Regions from separate parts of the Mus musculus genome. Here region 2 is linked to region 1. The links are chromatin loops, found by intact Hi-C in ENCODE. Cell type or tissue: left cerebral cortex. All regions are shown on one strand.

The links. Peaks named below come from ENCODE experiments on the same cell type or tissue, not always from the same donor. Only the 100,000 strongest peaks of a DNase experiment are listed, where the experiment ranks them.
Region 2: a loop joins it to region 1, with 2.2 times the contacts of the local background. A loop is called at or near these places in 3 of 42 quality-filtered maps.

The regions. Positions count from the first base shown.
Region 1 is chr19:44,534,106-44,536,605 of GRCm38, forward strand. Sec31b (Sec31 homolog B (S. cerevisiae)) reads right to left here. Exons shown (of 26, transcript NM_001033343.1): 4 at 1,953-2,148; 5 at 1,600-1,695; 6 at 583-726; 7 at 136-278. Among named protein-coding and RNA genes, the nearest start is that of Sec31b, 10 kb to the right of the region's middle. In left cerebral cortex, a CTCF peak has its summit at 1,477 (motif pointing left); no DNase peak of the experiment used is centred here.
Region 2 is chr19:44,183,613-44,186,112 of GRCm38, forward strand. The region is part of intron 2 of Pkd2l1 (polycystic kidney disease 2-like 1); the gene reads right to left. Among named protein-coding and RNA genes, the nearest start is that of Pkd2l1, 7.6 kb to the right of the region's middle. In left cerebral cortex, no CTCF peak of the experiment used is centred here; no DNase peak of the experiment used is centred here; H3K27ac peaks cover 440 bases.

The DNA.
Region 1 (2,500 bases):
CCCCCATAAGCCCAGGCTCCAAAGGAACTCCTCTTGGTTAGCGATGCAGCTGTGTTCTCTGCAATGTCTTTGAGCCATGGAAGATGTCCGTGGCTAAATGAGGCCCACATGTGTGAACAGGGTTGGAGATGCTACCTGCTGTGGCTCTCCAGCACCTTCAAGGGTGACGAAGCGAAGCGCAGGTCCCACAACTGAATCACCGGGAGTTGGTCGTCTTCTGAGCACAGCACTAACTGAGTGGCTATGTCTGGGTTCCAGGCCAGGCCCGAGCAGTTCATCTGTTAACAAAGAAGATCCCAGTGGGTAATGCATCGAACCTCTCAGATTATCAACCCGTTCTGCCCAATTGGAATGAGACTACTCTGAGGGTACCCTGTGTCTCCTCGGCAGTAAGTGGAGGCCACGAACAAACACAGAATGTGACAAAACCCAGGTCATCTGCTTGGCTTCTCAAGCATTCACTGTTTATAAGAACTCTGCTATGGGAGCTTGCATCCACACTTGAAAGTGGATCCCGGTCCCTGAGCAAGAGCAGAGCCCAGTGTTTGCAGGCGTGAGGCCCGTGTCCTGGTCACTACTCACCCTGCTGCTGTGGCTGCTGACTTTAATGATGGGCTCATTCTTTCTGAGATCCCACACCACCGCCTTGCCGCTGGGGTGAGCGGAAGCCAGGATGTGCTGGACTTGGAGGTTCCAAGACAATGCCTTGATGTCCTCTGGGGGGTTCTGAGGCAAGATGGTGAAAGAAACAACCTGCCATCACCTGAGTTAAGCGACATCTACCATTTTGTTCCTCCCAACGGCCCAGGGGAAGCTGAAAGGAGGCAGGAGATTCCTCCTGCTAATAGCCTTAGGAACTGGGATTACATTTTCCAAGAAAGATGCTTCAGCTATGGGTACAGAAGTGGGAGGGAACAGCTGGCACACCTGGCTTTAGCTCTAAGCCAAAGTTCTCTTAAAAGTATAGAGTCAAGGTTGAAAAGTAACCCTCGTCTGTAGGACAGAGGAGGAGAAATCTGAGAGAGGAAACAAAGAGCTCCTGAGAAAACGAGGCAGGAAGAACCGTATGACTCTCAGGGTAACAAGTGCCAACCAACCCACATTTACTTCATGATGAAGCACAAGACACAGAAAAGCAAAAAGGTAATCCAAGCTGCAGACTGACAGAGGAGGCATACGCAGAGGCAAACCAGACCTGAGAGCCGCACTCAGAGACAGCCCCTTCCCACAACAAAACAATGCTGGTGTGTCCTGGAATCTGCTCTCTCGTCTCTGCGGAGTGCAGGGCCTAGCCAGCCCTCTCCCCACCACTATGATACATATCACTCCTTGCCTGTCTTGGTGTCTTCTGTCCCCCCTTGCCCTTCACTTCTTTCCAGGAATTCTTTGAACAGCACTGACCACCGTGAACCACCTGCTCTGCCCTCTCTCCTGACTACTAGGTGACCTGTCCATCTGTGGGGTTTTATTGCCCTCCAGTGGTAAAGCTGGAAATCTCTGTTACTCGGCTGGCTCCACAATTCCAAACTTTACCTGGGAAAACCTGGCTGTACACCCTAAGAGGCAGCCCCAGGTCAGAGGGAGGAGGGAGCCCCTCACCTGTGACTTGGGTCCAGGTGTCATTGGGACACTCAGGTGGTTCAAATCCCAAATGAAGATCTCAGAGTCACTGGCTCCTGAGGCCAGGAGATTGCCCTGTGTGAATAAAAGATATTTCTAAAGACCTACCCCCAAACACACACACACACACACACACACACACACACACACACACACACACACACACACACACTCCCACCTCAGAAAAGGAGAAAGAGGAGGCTTGCATTTGGTAGACCCAGGGCCTCTCCCATTACAGTTCAGAGGCACAGCCTGAAGGCCACAAGAGAATGCTTCCATTCAGACATGCGTCGTCATGCCTTGACCAGGTCTGGTCAGCTAAGACACAGTACCTGGAAAGGATTAAAGTCCAAGGCTCTGACAGCTCCAGTGTGCTTCTGTTTCTGGGCAATCAGGGGCTCCTTCCCTGAAGAAAGGACGTGGGTCACATTGTATAGAGTCAGTGTGCCGTTGTCTCCTCCACCAGCAATAACCCCGGAGTTTTCCAGAAGCCCACTGCCAAAGCTTCCCCATATTAGCTTGTGAAACCTACAAAGGCAAAGAATCAGTCTCAGCACCGAGGCAGGCACATGTCATTATGCAGAGGACAGACATCTTCGCCAGCTTCTCCTATCATGCAGGCTTCCCCAGCCCAAGCCTGTATCTGCTTGTCTATTTTCTTCTTGCTCCAGACCCAGAAGGGAAGTCTCCCCTGCCCAGACTTGCCCTTTCTTTAGGAAAGAAAAAAAAAATACTCCAGGCTGGAGAGATGGCTCATCGATTAAGAGCACTGACTGATCTTCCAGAGGTCCTGAGTTCAATTCCCAGCATTCACATGGTGGCTCACAACCATCTATAATGGGATCAGATGTCGTCTTCTGGTGTGTCTGAAGACAGCAAC
Region 2 (2,500 bases), 350 kb before region 1:
TTTCAGTACCTACCTTCCTTACATGCACTTTGATGTGGAATGACATCAGTTGAGGGCCTAATCCAGGCAGAGTACCCTCTTTGTTTCTACCAACATCAGATAGGCAGACATCAGTTTCTCTTGAGGAGGAGATCAAGGCTCAAAGAAGTTTAAGTATCCCAACCTCTATGGCTAATGACTGGTAGCACCATTCCTTGAGGCAGGTGGACTTACTCTGACCGTGCTTCCTCCAGTCACTGATGGCATGGCCCCATGTGACCAGTTAACTTATACTATCATAACAGTCATGCAGGGGCTCACCTACAGATGCTCGTTGAAGCTCCCACAAGCATTCTGCTTCTTTCCTTGTCAATTCTAGAAATGTGCAGTTAACAAAGGCAATTTCTCCTAGTATCCTGATGAGGTAAAAACTCTACCTGAACCTTGAATCCCACTGAAAGAGAGCGACTATTAGGTTGGGGAGATGGCTTGGCGGGTAAAGGCACTTGCTGCAGAGCCTCACTACCTGAGCTTGGTTCCCTAAGAAACCACATGGTGGAAAGAGGGAACTGACTCTAGCAAGTTGGCCTCTTATCTTCATGGGTACCCCAAATATATATCTAAAAAACAAAACAAAACAAGACAGAGTAAGGGGAGGCAGATACACTTCTCCAGAGCCAGCAATGACAAGGTGCTATCAATCTGCATTTATTGATGGCCAAACAGGAGTCATAAAAGGCTGAGGGTCGCTATACTCCTTCCCAGCTCCATGGTAACCAGACCCAGTCTAGGTTATGGCTCAGAGCCTCTTTTATATAGGAAGAGTCCCAGGTGCACCTTTGAGATAACAAAAATGTTTCCTAAAACAAACAGCCATTGTTTCTGCACAAAGACGCCAGTGTTTCTCCCATCAACAAAAGGCCACAGCCATCCCTCCAAGAAGACAAAGGGATGGAAGCTCTTTCATAAGTATGGTGGTGGGGGCAGGGAGGTGGAGGGAGGGGTACGGCCATCATTCACTCCCCTGCACTTCTCTGCTGGACAATGGTGGAGACTGGATGGACCCCACTAATGTGGGCCTTCCTGAATGGTGGATCACTCCTGTGCTATTCATAAAGATGAGGATGACATTTTCCTGATCTTTGGCATGGAAATAATGGTATCTGTCCCTTACAGAAATGCAGTCATGGTCAAGTGAGGTCCTAGGTGCGAATGCTCTTTGTGGGGATCCAGGGCTGCATTATGACATTGTGAGGAGATTGATGGCTCCCCCATGTTGCCTGGCTAAAGAAGATAGCTCTGTGACAGCCAAATGAGTCACCAGATAGTCATTGAGTTCCTAGAGCAAAACATAAGGGAGAGGGCATTGGGTCCTGCTTTGTAGACCATTTTTCCCACTCCCAGGGTTCCCAGTTTCCAAAATGAAGACCCTCATTGGTAGTCCCTGCTGTGGTCTAAAATTCTCCATTCCTAAAATCTCCCTCTCCCCTTCACGATGTCTGTCTTGTGCAATTTATACAAAATGGGTATAAATAACAAAGGAGGGATAAGAAACTGTCTATCCCTACTATGAATCAAAACAAAAAAAAAATTAAGGGCAGATTGTTGTATCATTTTATACCTACTTAATATTAACACTTATGAATGAGAATAGCCAATCTTCATAGAGTCTTGCACTGCTGTGGTCTTATAGGCATAGCACTGGAATTAATACATGTAATGCTTTAACCGAGGCAAATGGCCACACACAGCACTAAGAGGATCGTCTCACACAGCACTAAGAGGATCGTCTCGTCTTTGGGCTTACTCTCTTTAGACGTACCCTGGGAACAAATTTAACAAAAGCAAGAGAAGGCAACAGGTCTGGACATACTTACCCATAATAAATACTTAAGCAGTAAGATACAATTTTAATTAATGAATTTTAATTTAATATAGCTGGTGATTATCAAATTAAAATACATCAACTACTCAGAAACATAAGAGAATACGGTTGATGTAATTACATGTGAAAAAGTAGAATGTGTATACATATGGATACATGTTGGTAATATAAAAAATTAGATGTCTTTAAACAGGGTGGGGGTGAATTATAAATAAAAATGTTCTTTAGCCTGGTGGTGACACAGGCTTATTAATCCCAGCACTCAGGGTAGCAGAGACAGGTGAATGTCTGGGAGTTCAAGGCCAGGCTGGTCTACAAAGTGAATTCCAGGACAGCTAAGGCTACACAGAGAAACCCAGTCTCAAAACCAAACCAAACCAAAAGTTTTTGTGATTTAAATTCAGCAATAGAAGAAAGAATGTAGGTAGCAGCATTCTCTTAAGATTCTACTTCTATTTGAGTAGGGGAGGGAGTTGTTGTCAAGTAGATGAGGATGGTAACAGGTGTTGGGGATGTGGACGAAGATGGGATGCTCATGAGGTTGAAGATGAGATGCTGATGAGGATGAGGGTGGGATGCTGATGGGGAGGAGGGTGGGATGCTCATGAGGATGAGGGTGGGATGCTGATGGGGATG